3 separate regions of the Mus musculus genome follow, and regions 1 and 2 are each linked to region 3. Evidence: chromatin loops called from intact Hi-C (ENCODE). Cell type or tissue: left cerebral cortex. All regions are shown on one strand. Each heading gives the region's core, and the rest is flanking DNA. Links, peaks and the distances in the headings are about the cores only. Region 1 has its middle 8.2 kb from the start of Ccdc70. Region 2 holds the start of Fam90a1a (family with sequence similarity 90, member A1A). Region 3 has its middle 30 kb from the start of Defa21.

The links. A loop is a pair of places that touch in the nucleus more often than their neighbours do. Peaks named below come from ENCODE experiments on the same cell type or tissue, not always from the same donor. Only the 100,000 strongest peaks of a DNase experiment are listed, where the experiment ranks them.
Region 1: it touches region 3 in a loop (2.7-fold over the local background); 4 of 42 quality-filtered maps call a loop at or near these places.
Region 2: it touches region 3 in a loop (4-fold over the local background); 5 of 42 quality-filtered maps call a loop at or near these places.

What each region holds. Positions count from the first base shown.
Region 1 is chr8:21,974,618-21,982,903 of GRCm38, reverse strand. No RefSeq gene overlaps it. Among named protein-coding and RNA genes, the nearest start is that of Ccdc70, 8.2 kb to the right of the region's middle. In left cerebral cortex, for the core only: no CTCF peak of the experiment used is centred there; DNase peaks (open chromatin) are centred at 2,423 and 4,488.
Region 2 is chr8:21,955,157-21,963,442 of GRCm38, reverse strand. Fam90a1a (family with sequence similarity 90, member A1A) reads right to left here and starts at 4,729. Exons shown (of 5, transcript NM_001081662.1): 1 at 4,541-4,729; 2 at 4,091-4,226; 3 at 2,240-2,415; 4 at 1,950-2,031; 5 at 1-443. The coding sequence starts at 4,201. It overlaps Gm29821 (a long non-coding RNA gene), which reads left to right. Exons shown (of 3, transcript XR_378797.4): 2 at 5,127-5,292. In left cerebral cortex, for the core only: no CTCF peak of the experiment used is centred there; a DNase peak (open chromatin) is centred at 4,181.
Region 3 is chr8:20,991,638-20,999,923 of GRCm38, reverse strand. No RefSeq gene overlaps it. Among named protein-coding and RNA genes, the nearest start is that of Defa21, 30 kb to the left of the region's middle. In left cerebral cortex, for the core only: no CTCF peak of the experiment used is centred there; no DNase peak of the experiment used is centred there.

The sequences.
Region 1 (8,286 bases), core at 1,516-6,515, 980 kb before region 3:
AAACAAAACCATGAACAGGCCCATCATAGCAATACCCCAGTTCCTGGTACCAACTTCTGTCTTAGGGTTTTATTGCTGTGAACAAATACCATGACTAAGGCAAGTCTTTTTTAATTTTTTATTTTATTATTATTTTTATTTTTGTTTTTTTCAAGATGGGTTTCTTTGTGTAGCCCTGGATGTCCTGGAACTCACTCTGTCGATTAGGCTGCCCTCGAACTCAGAAATCTGCCTGCCTCTGCCTCCCAAGTGCTGGGATTAAAGGCATATGCCACCACTGCCCTGCAAGGCTGGTCTTATAAAGGATAACATTTAAATGGGGCTGGCTTCATCTGAAGGCTGCTAGCAGAATACTGGCTTCTAGGCAGCTAGGATGAGAGTCTTAAAGCGCCCCCATGACCCCCACATACCTACTCCAACAAGCCCACACCTACTCCAACAGGGTCATACCTTCTAATAGTGCCACTCCCTGGGTCGAGCATATACAAACCATAACACTGTTACAGCAAAAATTCTAAGTGTAGAAATTGAGAAAGTTGGTGCAGAGAGCTGCTCCACAAGCCATCCCGGCTTCTGGAGAAAAGCTCCGGAGCAGGGTTTTGTAGAGGGAGATCCTTTGTCTTTGTGTGTGGATGCATCCGGATACAGATATGGCAGAGTCTCCTGGCTTCCTGTGCTCCAGCCTTGACCGGCTGCAACCACTGAACACCGAGATGATGCAGTGGCCCCAGGGAGGACTATCTGTGACTTGCTAGTCTCTCACAATGCTCACAGGAGCTATCTACATACATTCCATTTTTATTGCCAGGGAACCAAGTGACAGCACCGTTAAACTAGCTGCCAGGGAGACAGCGGGGGATGGAGGGGGCCACCCACACTGTCACTGTGGCCTCAGAGCTCACAATCCACTCTGCAGGTGGAAAGCTCTCTCCTCCTAAGGCAAAGCTGAACCTTTCAGTTCAGGAGAGGAGGTGGCTACCGTCCTTTGGCAAGCTGGTGCAATTTAGCTTGGGAGCCACCAGATGTCTCTCTGACCAAACAATACCCCAGTCACAGCCAGAATCCAAGTTCTCTTCATTATTATTTAGCCCTCAGGTTTTTCTGGGGAGAATTCTCTGACAGCAAAAACAAATCCACCATATGGCTCAGCTGTACACTCTTTGGCATATGCCCAAGGGAGTCCACATCTTAGTCCACAGATTCTTGTTTAGCCATGTTCATTGCTGCTCTATTCAGTATCTAGAAAGTGGAAACAATCTAAATGTCCTTCAAGTTCCCAGTAGATAATGAAAATGTACACACACACTCACACACACACACACACACACACACACACACACACACACACACACACGTAATTACATTACAATCTCAAAAAATAAAAGAATAAAGTTTAGGGAAGAGAAAAACAACAACAACAACAACAACAAAATTAGGTCCTAGAGTGATGGTCCAGTCATTAGGTGCACTTAGTGCTCTTGCAGAGGACCTGGTTAGGCTCTCAGAACCCATATGGTGGCTCAGAACCATCTGTAGCTCCAGTTTTAAGGATCAGATTCAGTCTTCTGGTGTCTGAAGGCACCAGACACACACAGTGAACAGGTGTGTGTGTGTGTGTGTGTGTGTGTGTTTTATGTATGTCACACTTGTGTTCAAAACACAGTTCATAATTATTTCTGCATGATTTTTTTCTCACTATAATATTTCCACTTTTAGGATGTCTTAGTTTGGGTTTTACTGTTGTGAAGAGACACCATGACCAAGGCAACTCTTATAAAAGATAACATTTAATTGGGGCTGGCTTACCGGTTCAGAGGTTCAGTCCATTATCATTATTGCAGGAAACATGGCAGCATGCAGGCAGGCATGGGGCTGGAAAAGGAGCTGAGAGTTCTACATCTTCATCCATAGGAAGCCAGGAGCAGACTGTCCATAGACAGCTAGGAGGAGGGTCTCAAAGCACACCCCCAAGGTGACCACTTCTTCAACAAGGCCATACCTCTTAATAGTGCCACTCCCTGGGCCAAGCATATTTAAACTACCACATTCCACTCCCTGGCCCCCATAGGCTTGTTCAACCACAGGAGTCTACGGGAGCCATGCCTAGCCATAGCATAATGCAAAGTAGGTTCAGTCCAACTTCCAAAGTCCCAAAGTCTATAAGTCTCAACAATGATAGGAGTCCAAAGTTCAAAGTCTCTTCTGAGATTCATGTAATCTCTTAAATGTAATCTCTTGTAAAATAAAAATAAAAAAGCAGATCACATACCTCCAACAAATGACATCCTGGGCAAAAGCAAGACCAAAAACTAGCTAGGCAGACTCCAAACTCTGCATCTCCATGTCTGGTGTCCAACTCCTTTCAGCTTTCCTGACTACAGCACAATTCTTTCTCTTGGGCCAGTTCTAGTCTCTGTAAGCAACTTTCCTTGGCAGGTATCCCATGGCTCTGGCATTTCTAACATCTTGGGGCCTCCACAGCAACTTCAACTTTACAGCTTCTTGTTCCGGTGTCTGGGATCCATACATGATCTTCTGGGCTTCACAAAGGGCTTGGGTCACTTCTTCAGCTCTGCCCTCTGTAGTACTCTAGGTTCAGGTTGACTTTATTCCACTGCTGCTGCTGCTTTTAGTGATCATCTCATGGTACTGCCATCTGCAATACACTGGGGTCTTCCGTTGCAACTAGGCTTCACCAATAGCCTCTTATAGGTTCTCTTCATAGTGCCAAGCCTCAATTTCTTCACAGGAGCCATTCAAGTCCTGGGCCATCAACTGCATCTGAGGCTGCACCTTCACCAACGGCCTTCCCTGGCCTCTCACAGTGCCGAGCCTCAGCTGCTCTCCATGACCCCTTCATTCCTTCAAAGCCAGTACCACCTAGGAGATATTTATACATTAGCAAGTCCAGCTGCATTATGAGGCTCAGCCTTGGCCATCTCTGGAACACAGCTTCTTTGTGCTCTCAGAAAACACATCCCAGAAGATTTCATCTCAGTGATGCTGATCTCTTCTTAATCACCACTAATTTCTTAGGTCCAGCTAACCAGCAGCAATTGTCCCAGCAGTTCCTTCTATTTTGGACTCTAAAGCCAGTTTCACATGGCCAAAGCTGCTGAGTTCTTCTGCTTTCTGGGGCTGCAACATGACCCCCTTGATATATTACATTATCACCAGCTTTCTGTTTTCCAACTCCTTCACTGGCTTAAACTTGGCTGTCCTAGAACTTGCTCTGTAAACTGACCTGAACTCAGAGATCTGAACGTCTGTGTCTCCTGAATGCTAGAAGCCTGGATTTAGGCTTTTCTTCACCTAGAACTTGCTCTGTCCCAGGCTGACCTTGAATTGAGACTTTTAATCTGGAATGAACTATAATTCAGATGTCGAGGACACAGGCTTTTGATCCAGATCTTGAGGAACAGTGGCATTAAAATCTTTGGCCCAGGCATGGTGGTGCACACATTTAATCCCAGGAGACAAAGGCAAACAGATGTCTGAATTCAAGGAAAACCACTACATCCCTCAATGATCTACTCTCAATGATCAATTACATCTGGAAAGAGCATCTCATTCCTGCTTCATCTTAACAGGTTGCATCAATTCAAAGACCCTTATCTTGCTATCATACAAATCTGCTTGCTTTCTCACCATGCTGCTGGCCATTATTCTTGGAGACAGCTTGTTTGTTTCCCCAGTTAATGTTTCTTTCTGTCCATGAAGTGGTCCAATTGGGCAGTTTCACTGTGTCCTCACAGATACTTGCTTGTGACCCAGATTCACTGTATTCTCAGGTATGAAGTGGTAGTCCCAGACTGCCAGTAGCTGCCTGAGTAGGAAGTTCGCTTGGGGAAGGCCAATCTAGCATGGTTTTTAAAGAGTTTGTTCCCACTAGCAATTAGATTAAGTGGCTTCCTTCAGATGCTGTAGCTAAGGGCTCCTGGACAGCAAGGAGAGCAGACCCCAGGTGTCTTCCTTCTGATCCATTATTGATCCCCCAGTGGCTAGAATGGCCAGGACCTTCCTGTGATGGCAGGAACATGGCTTTTCTAATAGCTCCTTTGCTTGCAGTAAACACATCGATCTTGTTCTAGTGCGGGCTGTCTCATTTTCACCGATTTTTTTCTCGTCAAGGTTCTTGTCACCTTTTCTCTAGATGAGGCCATCCTTTGGTCCAGAATGGGACAATTCTTGAGGCAGCAACCGTGATTTTAGCTTGTCTTTGTGCTGTCCCATCTACAGTCAGAACTGTTTTTATTTTTCATCTCAGTTAGGAAAACCTTTTTGGCACTTCTAGAAGCTGCAAAGTGTTTATGCCCATGAAACTCTCAAGTATTTGGAGCATCCTTTTTCTGGATCCCAAAGATTGGCTAACAAAAGCCAAATGTAGAGCCCAGTTGTTCTCATGGCTACAGTTTCAAAAGGAATGAGGGTTTTAAAAAAGCGTCTCATTAAGCATTCAAGGAAGGGCCAGGGGGCGTATTCTGGTCCCATTTGGGGTGGGTGGAAGGGAAAACCTCCAAGTCAGTTTTCTGTTCCCTGTAAGCAGCTGTGGCCAAGAAAATCCCCAAACTTTTCACTGCTCAGCTGTGAACAGTCAAAGCAGTTGCTGGCAGTCATTCCAAGTACATTTGTGGATTTGTGGAATAGACTTAATGAGAGAGGTGAAGGGCTGGGGTCGCTTAGAGATCCGGGTATTTGGAGCCTATCCATTTTATAGATCATAATCATGCCATAGAGGATCACTTGTAAGCTAGGGACAAGCATTCTTGTTGGTCTATCCCAGGGGATGGAAAGGAGAGCAGAGGACAGGACTTGGGCTCATAACAGAGACTGTGAGCTGTGGGGAATGGTAGAGATGAGGGCTGATGATGTGAGAAGGGGTGGGGTGGGGGGCCTGTACCCTCATCCTGACTGTGAGGGTAGAATGATGGCATGGGGTAGTGGACAAAATATGAGTGGAGAACTTGTCTTTGGGATGATGGCTCAGAGTGAAAGTCTTCAATGCAAAGGAGGGGTAGTATTAGGGCTAACCACTAATCAATGTAGGAGAAATGGTCTGGGTATCAGGGCTTCCTGTAACCACAAGACAGTCAGGTCTAGTGATGGGAGGTGGTCTAAGGACCACTGGGTCTAGCCTATGCCATAAGGTGGCCAATTTATGGAACTTTCTCTCAGAGACACTTTGTAGTCATCATCAAATCCTAAAGAGAATTTTTTAAAAAAAGATTTATTATTATATCTAAGTACACTGTAGCTGTCTGTCTTCAGACATACCAGAAGAGGGCATCAGATCACATTACAGATGGTTGTAAGCCACCATGTGGTTGCTGGGATTTGAACTCAGGACCTTCAGAAGAGCAGTCAGTGCTCTTAACCACTGAGCCATCTGTCCAGTCCCTGAGAAACTTTTAAAACATACATTGAAGAGGAGTCTGTTTAAAGTGACTGAGCTTCCCAATACCCCTCTGCCCTCCGGACTGATGTCTGAGCTGGAATTAAACTGCACAGTGAACAGAACAACAAAGGAAAGGAAGAGGTGCCAAGAGAGTATTCTAGTGTGATGAATCTGCAGGAATGAGAATGTAATCAAGGGATTTGGAACCAAGGAGACAAGGAATTAGAAAAGACAGGGGAGGGGAACTATGGTGGAACCAGGAGGAAGTAGAGAGTAGTTGCAGTTTACCATGTGGCTGATAGAACCATTAAAAAAAAAAAAAAAAAAAAAAAAAAAAAAAGGTTGGGTTGTCTCTCTGAGCATAGGTGACCAGGGCAGAAGAACTCCCCACTCCTTCAGAGAGAAGAAGAAGGAATGCCCAGGTTGGCTTCCAGTTACCATTAACCAAAATGAGCTCTGAGAGATGGCTGGCTCTCTAGTCTCCAGGGAAGTTCAGAGGGAAGTGGTGAGGCCCAGAGCAATAGCTGAAATAGAAAGGGTAAGTTGTACTATGCTATCAGCCATTCAGTCATCCACAGAAACAGACATAAAGATTTCCGACCAGAATTTCCTAAGGCTACAATCTTGACTTTTTGGATGAAGGTGCCAGAGAGAAATCTTCATCAGGATTTATTAGATTAGACCAGAGATCTAGCCTACATATCAGAATCTACCTCCTGGGGGAAAAAGCCATGGTGTCTCTATCCACTTTCATTTAGGGAGTCAGGGGTAGAGAGAGGTATTTCCACTGACTCGTTTAAAAAGACATTGGTGGGGGGAGGGGATGGGAGATTTGCAGAGGGGAGACTGGGAAGGGGAACAACATTTGAAATGTAAATGAGTAAAATAACCAAAATATTTTGATTTCAAGAAAAAATAAAAATAAAATTAAAAAAAAATCATTGGTGACATGGCTGAAGAGAAGGCACTTGCTACTTAAGAGTGCTTGCTACTCTCCCAGAGGTCTAGAGTTCCATTCCCAGAGGTCGTTTCAAAACCCATATTGGATAGCCCACAAGTGCCTACAAGTCCAGCTCCACGGGAATCCAAGCACTGACAAGTTATGGAGACCTGAAATCTTTCATGTCCTAGACTAAGCTCTTCACTTTCCTGATCCCTTTGTGTCTTAGTGACAGGCACAATGGCTCCTTCATTGTCTGTGAGGAACCCACATCTTGGTTATCTGCTTCTCCTACATCCTCAAATCCCATCCGTCCCTCGGCAAACAGATACCGGTCTGCCTCTCAATGGCTATCCAAGATGTGGTTTCTCTCTATCCCAACCCTGCTGCTGCTTCACCCCAATCCATCACCTTTCCTTGGATCCTGCTGTGGCCAGATGAATGGTCTCACCATTTCCCCCACTGCCTTCTCCTATGCTCATTCATATTACAGAAATATGCTGCCAAATTGAAAGGCACACAATTAACTCAGGGACCTTATTAAATAGGACCCCAATTCAATAGATTGGATCAAGGCCTATGATTCTATATCTATGAGGTCCATGCTATTTCTCTGTGAGTTCCATGTGAACAATCAGATGCTGTTTCTAAGACTGAAGCCCGAGCTGGAGGTGTAACAGTGGTGGTGAATTCCTCTAGCATATGTGAGACATTGGATTTGGTCTCTAGCACCAAATAATGCCTTACATTTAAGTATAAATTCATCATCCCTTCTCCTGTCACCCCTCAGTGGCTCTCTGTTGCCCACACTGCTCCTGGATCATCCCACCAGTATTTCTTATAGCTCCTTAGTCCGTGCCCCCGACTCCACCCCGGCATTTAACCAAGGGTGTGCAGTTCCTCAAAGCTCTGTGCTTTTCCATTCTCTATATCTGGAATGCATCCTATGGCTTAGTCTCCAGATCATCCCTCCTCTCTTGTAAGACTCTCAAAGCCATCTTCCCCTCTAGATAACCTTTCTACGAGCTCCCACTCATGCTTTCAAGTAGCTTAAGAGAAAGGTAAGGAAGCGCTCCACGAGTCTGTCTCCCCCGGCCTTCACCGTGTATAGATGCACTGGCTCGTTGACCTGCTCATTTTCTTACCTAGATCTGGAAGAGCAGAACCCGAGACAGCCAAAGGTTACCACTGTGTACTGGGTAAAAGAAAATCAGTGAGACCCACACCCTCTCTGGATAGCTTTTCCGGGCACTCGTCAACGGACAGTTGTTGCTTCCAGTAGTCTCTATGGGAAATTGAGAAGAGGGCCAATTCTATTCAGCGTGTCCTTCTAATTCCTGCTTCAAATTGCTTTAGATTTTATGTTCCATATGTCTTTGCAGCCTCGGAATGAAAACTACCACCTCACACACGCTAAGCAAACGCTTTACTGCTGAGCTGTACTTCTTGTTCTTTAACTTTCATTTGGTGTTAATCACTTTCTGATTTTTTCCCCCTTTGGTAGCATCTGGGGCCTGCTTGATCTTTACCCTTTGCTGCTCTGTGTGCTCCTGTCACTTCCCATACCACATTCAGTCTAGATTTTCTTGGGTATGAGCCTCAGTGATCACTTTTGAAATCAGATCATCTAAAACATCATCTTGGTCTCTCTACATGTCAGCCAGTTTTTCGTTATTTCACTCAATACCCAAGGTGATCCATCACCTTCTAGATTGGAAAGTTTATTTGGACCTACAGCTTGGGAGGTCTTGATCCATGGCTGCTTGGTCTGTTGCTTTGATGCCTGTATTAAATATTGTTCCCTTCAAGGACAAAGCCCCCGTGACTAGACTTCCTTACTAGACTCACTACCTCTAATGGTAAGTGGCCTCTAAAGAGAACTACCATGTATTAGAGAAGGAGCTGGATCCCAGGGCAGAGTAGATATGTTCTTTTCCTGGCCACATGAAAT
Region 2 (8,286 bases), core at 1,402-6,401, 960 kb before region 3:
GGATTCTGGCTAGGCTGTGTGGGGCACCAGGAAGCTTCCTTACCTGGGGCCCCAAAGCTGAGTTTGGGGTTTTGTCTATTCTGGTGGATGACAGGATGCTGGCTGGGCTGCGTTTTCCTACTGGGACCCTGGGCTTTCGGCTCTTTGTGGAACAGTTCACTGCTTGCATTACTTTTGGGGACAGCAACTGGGTGTTGACATGAGGTACCCTTTTGATCCAGTAGCTCTTCTGAGGCCGAGTTTCTTCCATCCTGCCTGAGCACTAGCTTGGCAACACCAGCAACAGCCATCCTCCGACCTTCCTTCTGCCTGGAATGTAAGATGTAGGAGCTGTCAAAGCATTGGAGGACAGGTTTTCCAGGGCACATCTGCTTCCCAAGAGATGTTTTGACTGGAGATGCACTCCTCTTTCTGATCCCAGGGATGCTTGGCATCCGTGGCTGCTGTAGAAAAACACAGATGTATCGAGAGATCAGTGGGGCACTGTCAGCATGGAAGGCAGTGAAGGCTTTCAAAACAACGCCAGGAGCTCATGGGATTTATGGTGATAGTTTGTAGCAGCTCGGTCTGATGTGAAGTCATCAGGCTGTGGTGACCCACATTAGCTATCCAAAACTTGCAGCATGGTGGGTTGGGAAATGGAAGGAAGAGAGTTGCAGTCTCCCTATAAGTGAACCTTACTCTGATAATCCAAATCTCTCTCTCTCTCTACCCCTCCAACCCCCGTGTGTGTGGATGTGCACACACATGTGTTTGTGTGTGTGGTCTGACAAGAGGTACATGATGTATAGATAGTCAGAGAGACAGCTAGGACCATCCTTCTGTGGTCATAGAGGAACTGTTAGATTCAAATTTCCACGTAATTTACAGCATAGTATTGAAAATTCTAATAATCTTGCTTGGGATATGAAGTAGGGCAAGAGGCATTGGCTTGCCTTGAATCTGTCTCTCCACCAATGGTCTTAGAGGTGAACTGTTGTGGGAAGCTACTGTCTGTCCCCAGTGATCTCTCTGCCTCCATGGCTAGCCCCATGCAGGGACCGCCCATCTCGAGGTTTTCTTGCTGCTGATTGTGCTGACATTCCCAGCCATCCACCTCCTGTGGTTAGCGGTCACAAATCCTAGAAACCTGGTAAAATCAAAGCTCTAGAGGCTTGTAATTTATCAGCCAGATTTATATTAGTAAATTCTCAACTCACAAAACACCTGCACAATGAACTCAAAACTCAATTGATGTAAACACAAGTTACACACCCAGATGAGGCAGACACACCCTAATTATTATTTAATCATCTATCTAAGAAATCCCCAATACTTATGGCTCCCAGGACTGTGTGGTTCTGGCTCCTATAGGTTCCATCTTGTCCCTTCCCCTCTTTCCTGTCTTCTCTCTGTCTCTCTCTTCTTCCTTTTCCACTGCCCAGTCACAGGCTCTCACCTTATCTTGTGCCTGCCCTAACCTGCATATAGACAGCAATCCACATTGAATATTGTAGCCACCCAATTGGGATGGTGGACATAGATGTGCTGATGCTGCTTAGACTTCTCCAGTAAAAGTCTAGATTTATAGAAGCAGCAGACATAATCAGTTCAAAACGGCAACAGTCAAGACTGCAATAGAAAATTCAGGTCACCAGAAAGCTCAGAGAGCAGGCCCCATTTGTCATCTGACCTCAGTAGGAAGGAGGACCTGGAGACCTAAACCCATGGGTAAGTGAGAAGGAACCTGCTTATCCTCCAGGTGAGCTGGTCTGTGAAGGAGACTTACAGCAGAGGCCCAAGTCTGGCTGAACTATGAAAATGAACAAATGAATCATTGCTGCCAGAGAGGATTTGTGAAATCTAGCATGGACAGGGGACATGAGGTGAGCAAATAGGTCATGCAGAAGGAAAGGTGCAACTGGCAGAGCACAGAGGAAGGGACGTTCAGGGACAGGTTATCTACTTACAGCCAAGTTGACCTGCTGGTCCCCCTTTTGCGGCTTCATTGGAAATTTCTGGAAGGGAGCTTTCCTCTGCTGCTCATCAAACCTGTGGGACAGTCAGTGGTGTGGGGACACCTCAGCCTTAGTCTCAAAATAGTCACTCAGTCACTTAGTCACTCACTCACTTGCCAGCAGACTATTTACTCGCTCTCTGGCCCTTTCAGTTTGGAGACTGAGAGATAAGACAGGATATCCCCGTGAACTCTGCTTAACCTGGAGCCTTCTCTTCCACCAGCCCCCTTCCCATCACTTACCTCTGTCTGGTGTCTTGACTGAGTTTCTGTAGACCATGGGGCCTGCAAGGATCCCCATTCTCTTTCTCCTTCCTGGCTCCCAGAGGCTGGGAGACTAGGAGCACATGGCCTTGCTTCATGGGGCACATTCTGCTTCTTACATTGTGGCCAAAGCCCCCACAGTTTCTGCATTTCACCTGTGAGGAGCAAAGGAGATATCAGCGAGTCACAAAGAGATCCAGAGACCTCTCCATCCTCAATCTCCCATAGAGCTAAAAGGCCCTGTAATGGTCTCTCTCCAAGGACAACATTCACTACAGAATGGGTTGAAGCTCTGCCTGGTTGTTTCTTTGAATCTGGAAGAGGAACCCATAATTGGGAGATGTATAGGTGAAGACAGGAAGCCCTGTATCTGCCAATAGACCAATCCTGCCAAAGAGGAGTGGAGCCTTCTTCAAGTCTCTAGGTCCACATGCAGGGGAGCAGTTCCTTTGTCTGGCCCTCTGATACCTCTGATACAGTCAGGACCATGGGTCAGTATGACAGATGTAGCAGAGCATCAGACCTTAGTAGACCCCCAGACATTTGCATAACTATTTCCAAGACAGAAGTACCTTTCAGGCCATAGAATTCATCCATAGACAATACCACCTGGCACCATGAAAATGAGACCTAATAGAGACCAAATCCAGTGGTTTAGGTACAGGGCCCTGATTGAGGGATGGAGCCAACCACCCATCTCCAAAATTTTAACCTAGAATTGCTCCTGTCCTAAAGGTAATACAGGGGCAAACAGTAGAGCAGAGACTGAAGGAAAGGCCATCCAGAGATTGCCCCACCTGGGGATCCATACCATATGCAGCCACCAAACCCAGACACTATTGCTGATGCCAAGAAGTGCTTGCTGATGGGAGCCTAATATAGCTGTTTCCTGAGAGGCTCTGCCAGAGCCTGACCAATACAGATGCGGAATGCACTCAGCCAATGACTGGACTGAACTTGGAGACTCCAGTGGAGGAGTTAGGGGAAGGACTGAAGGAGCTGAAGGGGATTGCAACCCCACAGGAAGAACAACAATATCAACCAACCAGACCCTGCAAAGCTCCCAGAGGCTAAACTACCAACCAAAGAGTACACATGGAATGACTCATGGCTCCAGCTGCATGTGTAGCAGAGGATAGTCTTATCTGACATCAAAGGGAGTGGAGGCCCTTGGTCCTGGGGAGGCTCAATGCCCCAGTATAGGGGAATGCTAGGGCAGTGAGGCAGAGAGAGTGTGTGTGTGTGGGAGCACCCTCATAGAAGCAGGTGGAGGGAGGATGGAATAGGGGGTTTGCAGAGAGGAAACAGGGAAAGGGGATAACATTTGAAATGCAAATAAATAAAATATCCAAAAAGAAAAAACAAAAACAAAAACACCCCCCCCTCCCAGGAAAACCAAAAACAATGGAGACCTAATCCATTCAAGCCCATGGTTCTGGGACAGCCTCTGCCTTTCAGCCTGCCTTTACTTTCGGGATAGTATTTGAAATGTAAATAAAGAAAATATCTTTAAAAAACAAACAACAACAAAAAAAAAAAACCCAAAAAACCTCCCTAAGTTTCTGCTTCTGTCCTGTTGTCATTGAAATACACTAACCTAGAATTTGATTTCTGTGCACAAAACTCACTGGGAGAAAGGCTTAGTGGCCCACTGGGATTCAGAGGACCTACCTACCCACTACAGTACCAGCTGGCTACTCAAGACTTTCTATTGCCTTAAACCTATATGCCAATATTCTTCTCTAGTGAATCCTGCACAACACATTTTTGTGGTGCATCCCTGTCTCACCTAAGCCCAGGACTGGCTGACACATACAGGCCTCCACTTACCATATGGTTCTCCTTTTTCAGTGATGGAAGTGTCTGTTCCCATGAGCTTCTTGGCTCTCCCTGGGCTGTTTGAGCTGGAACAGCTGGAAGGCCCTTGATTTGTGACTCCATTTGTGGACCCGTTGGCTTTGATTTCCTGAAACAGAAGTTAACAAAAGAGTTTCAAACTACGGAGTTACGTTTCGTGACGCGCTAGGAACATATGGCCTGGTGATGGTTATCACAAATGAACCCGTTTCTGTGTTTCCACCTCCCAAGCATATTCCATCAGGAGACTTAGGGACTTGAAGTTGTAACATCCAGGGAATGTTTCACTTCAAGAATCCATCACTGCTGCCAAAAATTTGAATGAGAAAGTACTATTTAAGGGAAATGCCATTACCTTCACATGAGAAATTCATCCCTGAACTTCAGATTCATTTCAAAACACTCCCATCTCTAACCACTCACCTCAAGCAAAATCTGATAAAAGATTTCCACCCGAGAGCCTGCCTTCTCTCTATGGTCTCTTTAGTGGCTTCTCTGAGCTGTGGGGTCTGGATCTGCCCACCAGGCGTCACTTTCAGGAGTGGACAGAAACTGAAAAGGTGCTGGCTGCACCGGCTTCTTATAATGTTCCCTCAAGGTCATGGCCTCCATGATGCAATCTAATCAAAGTAGCCAATTAAGAACACCTGATCTTTTTTAAATTTTTAAAAATTTTACAATCCAGATTTTACTCCCCCCTCCACCCACCCCAACTGTTTTCTACATTTCATACTCCCCCCCCAAGAGAATATCCCCCCCCCCACATCTGATAGAGGGCTAATATGCAGAACACCTGATCTTAAGGCATCAACACAGAGGTTTTAGTCTTGATTAAATACTTAAAGGCACTGAATAGGGAGTGGAAGTCCCTAAGTTTCAGACTGAATATGCTTGGGAGGTGGAAATGCAGATATAGGTTCATTTGTGATGGGCAGCAGAAGACCACGTATTCCTGTATGTCATGAAACTTAATTTCTTTGGTTAAAACTCTTGCTTCCTTCCATTTCAGGAAATCAGAGCCAAAAGAGCTTCACAGAGTCACCCATTAAGACCTGGGGCCAGCTCCAACAGCTCAGAGAAAGTCAAGAGGCTCATGAGATCAGAATATTCTTTCATCGAAGGAGGAGAACCCTAGATACGTTGAGGCCTGTTGTGTCAGCCAGCCCTGGGGCTAGGTGAGACAATGAATTGGGCTTTATCACAAAATCTTTTTGTTGTGTGGGATCCACCAAAGAATTCTGGGATAAGTATTCCTATAGATTAGCCAGCTGGCAGAGTCCACTCGGTGGGTCCCCTGTGTCCCACTGGATCACTGAGCTCTCAGGGAGAGCTTTGGAGACAAACATCATGTTATATACTTCTTGATGGAAAACACACACACACACACACACACACACACACACACTTGTATTATCAGAATAAGGTTCACTTAAAGTTTACAGGGAACCTGAGACTCCCAGTTTTTAAATCCACCTATGCTGCAGATTCTGGATAGCTAATATGGGTCACCACAGTCCGAGTACCAGAGTGAGATGCTACAAACAAAACATCATTAGTCTTCCGAGATTCTAGTGTTTTCAAAGCCTTCAGTCTGGAAATCAGTCTGGCCGTTCTTAGAAGATTGAGAATAGTTCTAACACAAGAGCCAGCTATACCACTCCTGGGTGTATAATCAAGGGATGCCCCACCATCCCGCAAGGACATTTGTTTAACTATGTTCATAGCAGCTTTATTTGCAATAGTCAGAAATCAGAAGCAACCTAGATGTCCGTCACCTGGGATATATATCTTGTTTTCCCTTCTGAGGAAGATTCAGTCATCCTCTCTCGGGCCCATCTAATTGGCGTTCTGAAAGCTGCTTGTATGCTTATAGGCATATCTCTGTTTTTTTTTTTTGGGGGGGGGAGGGGTTGAGGAAATTTTTTTTCTATGATTTTGTTGAAAATCTTTTCTGGGTCTTGGAGCTGGAGCTCTTCACCTTCTTCTATTCCTTTTATTCTTGTGTTAGGTCTTTTTGTGGTATTCCAGACTTCTGGATGTTTTGTGGCAAGAACTTTTAGATCTGACATGTTCTTTGACTGATGTATCAATGTCTTCCATCCTATCTTCTATGTCTGAGATCTCTTTTCCTTCTCCTGTCTTCTGTTGGTGATGCTCGCATCTGCTGTTCCTGTTTTCATCCCTAGGTTTCCTGTCTCCAGGATTCCCTCGGCTTACTTATTTGTTTATTTTTTTTAACTGCCTCTATTTCAACTTTCAGGTCTTGAAGAGTTTTATTCGTTTCCTTCACCTGTTTATTTGTAGTTTCCTGTACTTCTTCAAGAGATTTATTCATTTCCTCTTTAAAGGCCCGTGGCATCTTTATAAGATTGGATTGAAGGTCATTTTCTTGTGCTTTGGCTGTGTTAGGACATCCAGGGCTTGCTGTATTAGTATAGCTGTGCTCTGAGGGTACAATGTTACTTTGGCTTGTGTTGATTGTGTTTTTTTTTTTTTTTCCGAGACAGGGTTTCTCTGTGTAGCCCTGGCCATCCTGGAACTCACTCTGTAGATCAGGCTGGCCTTGAACTCAGAAATCCGCCTGCCTCTGCCTCCCAAGTGCTGGGATTAAAGGCGTGCACCACCACGCCTGGCTCTTGATTCTGTTCTTAGGCTGGCTTTTCACCATCTGTTTATCCATGACCATTCCTGTTGTAGCAGGTATTGGGAAGGCAGGCCTACTTGGATGTTCCTGGGTCTCCAAATGGCAGCCTTGGCCCAGACAATGGAACTCAGCGGGCAGTGGATGTTTCCTAGAAGTTGGGTGTGCTCCTAGGGACAAAGCCAGATGGGGGTGGGGTTGGGGTGGGCAGTAAGGGATTTTTCTTGTGTTGTAGGCCTGGTGTATTAGATGGCAAGGTGGTGGGACAATGGAACTCTGGCAGACAGCCAGCTGCTTAGGACACTTGGGTGTGCCCCAGAGGACTTGTCAGGAAGAGGAATTCATAGCTGTTTTAAAATATGTATTAAGTGTAAAGTCATGTGCTTTCTTCTCAATGATAACTTGCCATGGTTTAGACACAAAAGGACTCACATTAGTTGTATGTGTGTGTACATGCGAGCACATGCAGGTGTTTGTGTATGTGTGTCAGAACACATGTGACAGTCACATGGTGGCCAGAAGAGATTGTCAACTGTCATTCCTCAGACTTTATCCTCTTTCTTTTGAGACAGAGACTCTCAGCAGTTTGTCTCTAGCCACATCTGCTAACCTGAGCTATCAGTGATACACCAGGGATCCATTTGTCTCTGCTTTCACAGACCTGGGGTCACAAGCATGGGTCTGTGAATACCTGGCTTGGACGCAGGTTCAAGTCTTTACAAGGAGTTAATTGTTTTTTGACAGAGGTATCATTCCAGCCTCAGAAATACTCTCAACTATTACCTTCTGACAGAGCTAAGTTTGTTTTAAAAGATCATTTTGGTGTCACAATTACAATATACTGAAATTATGTGTAGTTTTAATTTCTCTTTTGAAATACCAGTTATTATTTTAATAGATAATCTTAGTTAAGGAGCATTTTTCTAAACATTTCCACTGTTCCAATTTAGCTCAAAAGAGCTTTTAACCCCGTGATCCCAGCGCTCTGCCATTTATCCCATGTGTGTAACTCGCCCATTAGGATATATCTGTCCAGACAGCAAAGGGCAGAAGCACAGGATGGGCAGTACTGACTTCAAAACATTTATTGAGAAAGGAACAAGAAATGCTATGCTGAAAAACCCATCTTGCAAAGGAAGGGTTATTGCGTGATATGGCCACTAGAGGGCGCGATTGCCTATCTTCTGATCGTGGCTTCTCAGCACTAAGAATCTTGTACTATTTGTTGTATGATTCAGAATCCACTTTTCATACGTTTTCTTTTCTCTCAGTAATTTTCCATTCGTTGGCCTCTATGTTGTCTCTTGTGGTTTCTTACTTTTCAGTACTATATTTGAACATGAACCCCAAATCTCACTGCTACAGAGAGATACTGTTTCTGTGGCTTCCATTTCTAGTGCTCATGTCCAAACAAACAAACAAACAAAACCACCAAAAAACAACAACAACAATAAAAAACAAAACAAAAAAACCTCTGTGTGATGGTTTGTATATGCTTGGCCCAGCCCCAATTAAATGTTGTCCTTAT
Region 3 (8,286 bases), core at 1,981-6,980:
ATTCTAGACCTAAGCAATCTACAGGTTTAGTGCAGTCCCCATCAAAATTCCAACTCAATTCTTCATAGAGTTAGAAAGAGCAATTCTTAAATTCATTTGGGTTTAAACAAACAAACAAACAAACAAACAAACAGGATATGGAAAACTCTTCTCAAAAAACAAACAAACAAAAAAACAAAACAAACCTCTTGGGATTCACCTTATCTGACCTCAAGCTCTACTACATATCCATAGCGAATAAAATTGCATAGTATTTGTACAGTGCTAGGCAGGTAGATCAGTAGAATAGAATTGAAGACCCAGAAGTGAAACCACACATCTATGGTCACTTGAACTTTGACCAAGCATCTAAAACTATACTGTGGGAAAAAGGAAGTATTTTTAACAAATTGTGCTGGTTGAACTGGTGTTCATTATTTAGAAGAATGCAGATTGATCTATTCTTATCTCCCCGAACAAAGCTCAAGTCCAACTGGATCAAAGACCTCCACATAAAACCAGATACACTGTGAACCTACTAGAAGAGAAAGTGGCGCATATCCTTAAATACAGGAGCACAGGTGAAAATTCCTGAACAGAACACCAATGGCTCATGCTCTAAGATCAGGAATAAACAAATGGTACATTATAAAATTGCAAAGATTTGTAAGGCAAAGAACATTGTCAATAGGACAAAATGGAAACTCACAGATTGGGAAAAGTTCTTTATCAATCCCATATATGACAGACGGCTTATGTCCAATCTATATAAGGAACTCAAGTAGTTAGACTCCACAGAACAAAATAACTCTATCAATATTAAATGGGGAAAAGAGCTGAACAGAGAATTATCAACTTAGGGAAATTGAATGGCCAGGAAGCACCTACACAACAGTTCAACATCCTTAGTCATCATGGAAATGCAAATCAAAACAACCCTGTCATTCCACCTCACACCAGTCAGAATGACTACAACAAAAAAATCAGGTAGCAGCAGATGCTGGCATGGATGTGGACAAAAAGGGACACTCCTCCATTGCTGGTGGAATTGCAAGCTGGTACAACCACTTTGGAAATAAGTATGGCAGATCCTCATAAAATTGGACAAAATACTACCTGAGGACACAACTATATCACTCATGTCATATATCACCCAGGAGATGCTCCAACATGTAATAAGGACATGCATGTTCCACTATGCTCATAGTAGCTATATTTATAATAGCCCAAAGCTGGAAACCACCCAGATGTCCCTCAACAGAGGAATAGATACAGAAAATGTGGTACATTTACACAACGGAGTACTATTAACTATTAAAAACAATGACTTCACAAAATTCACAGGAAAATGAATTCATTTAGAAATTATCATCCTCTGTGAAGTATCCCAGTCACCAAACAACACACATGGTAGGTATTCACTACTAAGTGGATATTAAGCAAGTGCATAGAATTCTCAAAATACAACTCAAGGACCACATGAAGCTCAAGAGGAACGAAAACCAAAGTGTTGATGCTTCAGTCCTAATTTGAAGGAGGAATAATATAATCAACAAAATACAGGGAGAAAGAGTGCAACAGAGATTGAAGGAAAGGCCATCCAGGGACTGCCCTTCATGAGGATCCATCTCACATGCACATACTAAACCCAGATGCCAAGAAGTGCTTGCTGTCAGGAGCCTGACACAGCTGTCTCCTGAGAGGCTCTGACAGATCCTGATCAATACAGATGGGAATGATCACAGCCAACCATCAGACTGATTGCAGTGTCCCCAAAGGAGGAGTTAGGGGAAGAACTGAAAGAGCCTAAGGGTCCTTATCTGGCATCAATGGGAAGGGAGTCCCTTGGTCAGGTGAAGGCTTAATGCCTTAGTGTAGAGGAATGCTAGGGCAGTGTGGAGGGAGTTGGTAGGCGGGAGGGAGCATCTTCATAGAAGCAGGTTCAGAAGGGATGGGATAGATGTTGAAGAGGGGAAACTGGGAAAGGGGATAACAATTGAAATTGAACAAATTAAATATAAAATTTAAAAAGTTAAATTAAATGAATAAAATTTTACATCATTAAACTTATAAAATACTAATCTTATAAAAGCTGTTAATTTGTGATAAACAACTTATAAACATAAATTACCAACAAATATATAAACAAGTATTATTATTGGGAAACACTCTAGGGCAAGTTGAGTGTTCTGGTCCTAAGGAAGGAAGCCAGGGAATTCACCAAATGGAGCAAAGACACAGCGGAAGGGCCAGAGAAAGAGAGAAAGATTGCATGCAGAGAGAAATAGAGAGAGGAGAGAACATGTCTAAATTACATAGGGGAAAGTCTCTGGGGTAGGGCAGCCCTACAGACTCAGTGTCAACTTGTACTTCTTCAGGAATCAATGATTATGTTCCAAGCTTCTAGAGTTCTGAGAGCAACCAGAGCCTAAGACAATACAAGGAATTCCAGGAATTCAAGAGACCCCAGATGTTCTCTCACACCTTAGGGAACTCCAAAAGAGAGCACTGTGTCTTTGACAATTAAAGGGCTCTCCTCTTTTAGCTGGGTCTCAGTTGCAAATCCAGTCTTTCAACAGAGGACAGCTGAAGTTCAAAATAAAACTTCAATTAATTTCAATTTATATTGAGTCTATAGTCTTTCAAAGTTTTCTGAGTCTATAACACTGAGAGCTAGGGTTATTATAAAAAAAGGTTTTGAAATGGTAAGTTTTTTATTCTTGATTCCAAGAGTCTTCACAAAAGCATATACCAAATGTTAGTAGAAAACTGCCTTAAGCCTAGACATATCAGGCCAAGCCAGAACAGCTCCCATAAAAGAGGTCTTTCTTAAAACGGGTGAAGCAATGAAAAAGAAAAAGAGAAAGATGGGGCAGAATATATATCTTTTATCCAGTCCTTGAGGGAGGAGACACAGGTAATGATATGCTCAGGTGATGGGGTTGAGGCATGCAGAGGGAATGTGCAGTGGTTTCCATGGCAACAGGGCAGGAGGGTCCTTGTCAACTGGATGACAATCTTCGATGGATTCATGGGCTAGCTGTAAACAGCTTTTGATGCTATCACCAAATATTAATGTAGTACATATTGTAAGGATTTTCTAGAGGGCACTGAATTGGAACCAAAGGGTTCTTTAAAGTCTTTTGTGTTGAATGGTGTTTTGCTAGGGTATACATGGGAAGGAACATTGAGCTGAAAGGACACAGGTAAAATGCTAAGGCAGAGTCGTAAAGAAATATTTTCTTGAAGCAAAACAGGACAAAGGATGTTTTGCTAAATCACGCATGTGGAAGGACAAGTGATGAATGATTCTCTGCTAACACACATGTATTACTCCATTTTACATAGTGTATGTGACCTACATTTGCCAAGACTCTATAGAGAGAAAAGCACCAACAAACTAATGGTTGTGTGCTCTGGCTCTCTTGCAGCTTCTGTGGACTGGGGCTAATTGGTATATTGATGTCAGCTGAGACAGGTTCTCCAGCTTATGGAAGACACAGGCTCAGGTAAGACCCATGGAGATCACATGATGTTTGGGGGGTATAAATAGGACTCAGTAGACAGTGATGAAGTCTGGGGTAGGCTTGCTGATAGAACTCGCTGTGCAACTCTTGTTGGTCTGGAGTCATCACTAATCTTCTCCTCCCTGAGAGAGGCACAGCTGAGAACTTTTGGCATTCCTGCTGGCCCCTCCTGCTGACTCTGGCTGAGGATACAGCCTGGCAGTCTCTGTTAGTGCCATTGCTGCTGATTCCTGCTTGCTAATCTGACTATCAATCTGGAACTGCTGGTATATCTATGAAGTGTTTTCAAGTGAATCAATTTGCAGCTGATAACCTGTAAACTGAATTGCCTCTTCCCAGAAAACAAGATGGGAGTTGCTCCAAACTAGTTGCTCCAAACTACCATTGCTAAATAACTGAACTTCCCCTTCCCCATCCCCCATCTCCCATCCTTTCTTTTTCACTACTTCCAGTTCCTGCTGGGCTAAAAGAGAGGTGAAAACATTTAAGAACCCTCACTAAAAATGAGGCTTGAAAAAATTAGAATTTACAGGTGACCTTGAGAAGAAAGCAAAATAAAGAAACAGTATTAAACATTCCCATGTAATAAGAAAGCAGAGTAGGAGTTTACTGTTTGTCTATTTCCTTTATAAAATATAGAGATGAACTTCATCCTGTGATACAAGTCTTTAAGTTAATCTCTTCTGGCAGATACATTTTTATGAGGAAATGTTCCAGAAATGGACCTAGAGATACAGAGAACATTAGGAACAAAAAATAAGGCCTACTACACACTAGCAGAGAATCTGAGAGAAGTCCCATGCTGAGATGGATGGGTTTACTGTCCTGGCTACATCAGAGCATGCAGCTTGAACAGCTCTACTAGTAGGAATTAAGATCCTTAAGACCTATCATTCCTATACATCTCCAGGATGTGAGGATTTTTCTTGCCGCTTTTCTTGTAGTTGTTTCTGGAACTCACACCCCCTGCCCATATGCATACACACACACATAAAATTCCCCAAAGTCTATAATCCCTTCTGATAGTTAGATGAAATAGATTCACTGGTTTAACTTAAATATTTAAATATAATATTAACTACTCACAGTTTGTTGTCTCACTGATAGTTAGTACATTTCACACATATCTTGGAATCAAAACACTATGGCAGAAGGAAATCTCCTATACATATTTGGTTCTCATGCATAATCACAAATGAGAAAAAAGAAAAAAAGATTTTACACACACACACACACACACATATATATATATATCATCATATATAATGTTTCCCTTATGCCATGGGGAAAGTGAGAGGGAGTTTGGTAGGTAAAGATAAAGAGAGAATGGGGTGAGGAAGAGACAGAGAGTGAGATAGAGAGATAGAGTCAACACAAAATATCTGAATTATTTAGGGAAGAGCTTCTGGGAGAAATGCAGCTCACCCCCAGGGTAGGAAAGCTAAACCTTGAAGGCAGGTTAAGCTAGGGAGGTACTGAAGAATGCTGGGAGAATCTGAAGGCCAGTACCACTTCGGTATGTAAAATATGCAACAAGTCATTTGACCCTTGGTTTGAAATTAAACACATATATATTTATATAAAAAAATGTGTGTGTGTGTGTGTGTGTGTGTATTTCCAGAATGTTTTAAGTATCTAGTCCCTAATTTCTAGATATCTAACCTCAATGGTGTGTGACCATTCACCTGTTCCTTGATCATGTTATGGTTCTCTAGAGATATTCCTGGTCTAGAGGTACCTCAGGTTTTTCTCAGCCAGCTGCATCCTGGAGCCATGAGAACCACCTTGAAAATCCTAGAGAAGAGGGTGAACTTCTCCTGCAGGATGAGGGAACATGAGCTAAGTGTATGCAGAGTGAAGGCTAACTGGATGCAGAGTGTTGAGGCAGGCCAGTGGCTCACATGTCCAGGTTCTACCCAGGAAGGCATCTTGGAATCTGGAAGAAAGAAGGGAATTTGGGGAAGAGAGAGAAAGAATGGAAACAAGACAACTACTCTGATCAAGGTTCAACTTTAATGTCAGCAAACACACTTTATAAAGAAGAGGGGAGGCCCATTCCCAGTCAGGCAAAGTTCCTTTGTAGAAGTCAGATCAGCCTTTTAGTAGGAACTAGTGAAGATCACAGTTTGGTGCTAACTCTGGAAAATCTCAGGCAGGTTGGGCCTCAGGCAGGTAGTTGCACATCAAAGGAGAGTGATGAGAAGCTGCACAGCAGGTGGCTCTGCCTAAGTGGTGGATGGTCTGAGGCCAGCCTAGCTAGGCTGAAAGGAGGTAACAGCAGAGGTCTCATATGATCCTGTCAGGGAAAGGCTTTTGTTAAGCAGTTTTCCCTAGAAACTGAGTTTCAAAAGAAACTTGGAGAGTTTTCATGATATTCAAAGTCATGCAATTGAGGTTATTCAATGGCTGCTGCATAGTTCCATGGGCTCCAGTACTAGCCTGCATTCTCTATTAACTCTTCTGCAAGTAATGGAACTGTCTCTTCTCACTTTGGGTAATATTTGTGCTCTGTGTCAAGAACCTAACAGGTGACTGATGAGTAATGTGAGACTATACTTGATACATCACTGCCTTTGAGAATGACTGCGAAGTCTTATATTTTTATTTATAAGGAGTTGAAAAGAAGCTAGTTATCTGGCATTGTAAGTCATAATTTTCATATATGACCATTACTTTGTAAATGGACACACTCTGTCCAGGAAATGGTAGCTGGGGTTCTCTTGAATTCCAAACTTCGCTATGGCAAAAAAGAAGGACAGTGACAATTAGGTCATCAAACTCTCTGGGATTCAGACAGTTGTAAGAAGGAATAAAATATTGAAATTGAGGCCCACCTTGTGGTTCAGGACTGTACATGATATGGAAGCACAAAACTTTGTGTCCATAGGCCATGACCTCTGATCCTACAGATGAGCAAGATTCTTTCTGAAGACCTGTTTTCTATTTCCCCCAAACCACCTCTCATATTCACAGGACATGTTGAGCAAGACATTCACTTGAAGGAGAAAGAAAAGGCCTTAAGTGACAAAGAAGTTGTTTGCTAAAAATCTTAAATACGTATTAGACACTATGGAGGGAATAATCTCGATTTTCAAAAATAACACTTGCAAAATTACATTCTTGTGTGTTTCTCCAGGCATTCTAACTAAAAGGAAATAAGTAGGAAATACTTGCAATGGAAATGAGATGTTTGTCCATTTGTTGAATTATGAGTAGAATGAGATACAGGAGAAAAGAAATATTTGTCAGAGATGTCAAGGTAAAAATTATGGATGCAGGTAAAAGGTTCAGTGGGAGTCCAGAACTAAGGACTGCTTCTGCTGTTGCAGGGCTTATGGGCCTCTCTTTAGGAGGTACCTGCAAATGCTCTCCTTTTGCTCTCACAGTCTCTCTTCTGGATATCTCTCTTCATTCCTTCCTTTGGGTTTAATAGCATCTCCTTAAAATATATCTGCAAATTCCCTCTTCTGGGGTTGGATGTGAAGTCAGTGGAACCTGACATTTGTGTACACTCTAGAAATAGGTAAAATAATAAAATAATACTTATTATAACCACCAGTAACACAAATTTCCTGTGAAAGTTGAACAACAACAACAAAAAAAACCCTCTCCTTTAAGAAATGTTGATGTAAGTAATCAAAGTTATTTTTTGGAGATATCTTTCTGTTTCCTATAACCTTGTTTGGGCAATTCAAGGAAGAGTGGTTGAGACAGTGTTCCTCTGTGTAGCTCTGGCTGTCCTGCAACTCATTTTGTACAGCAAGCAACCTGGCCTCCCCCTTATAGGGATTTCAGGCCTCCAGTTCTCAACTGCAGGGATGAAAGGAGTTGGCCACAACCACTCCACCACCAGACTTGAAATTTTTTTTAACCTTACTATTCTTTTGCTTTTGTATTATGTTTCCAATTTTGTTGAATTTATTGATTGTGTTTTTGTGTGTATGAGTATCTCATACTCTTTCTTAATTTTTGTTTGTGTGTTTGTTCTATTATTGTTTCTTTTGTTTAACTGCCTTGGTAGTGAGGCAAGAGAGAGGGGCGGAGGGAGAGAATGCATGTGTATAAGTGTCTCATGCCCTTTCTTAACTTTATTGGCGGGGGGGGGGGGGGGTTGTTGAGACAGGGTTTTTCTGTGTAGCCCTGGCTGTCCTGGAAATCACTTTGTAGACCAGAGTGGCCTTGAATTTAGAAATCTACCTGTGTCTGTCCCTCCCGAGTGCTGTGGAAAAAAAGGTGTGTGCCACCAAGGCCAGCTCCTTTCTTAACTTTTGTTTGTTTGTTTTGCTGTTCTTTGTTCTCTTTAACTGCCTGTTGGCAAGACAGAGAGAGACAGAGAGAGAGAGACATAGACAGAGAGAGACATAGAGACAGTCAGAGAGAGAGAATATGCATGGGTTTGGTAGGTATAGTGGCTATTTCTGGTTGTCAACTTGACTATATTTGGAATGAAATACAATCCAGAATTGGACGGCTCACAGGTGACCCTAATATTGAAGTTGGGGGATAGAAGTTTCTGATCCGGATCTTGGTATGGAGATCTTGAGGCATGGTGTCTATGGATTCCAGAAGATTAATACTGGGAGATCTGCAAGTTCAAGGTCATCTGGGATTAAAGGTGTGGTGGCACAGACCTTTAATCTGGCTACACCTTCTGCTGGAGACCATATAAGACAATGGAACAAGGAAGCCTTGCTCTTATTCCTTTGCCTGCTTATTGTGTGAGACTGAGAAACTGCTAGATCCTTGGACTTCCATTCAGTTACTAATTAACCACTGTTGT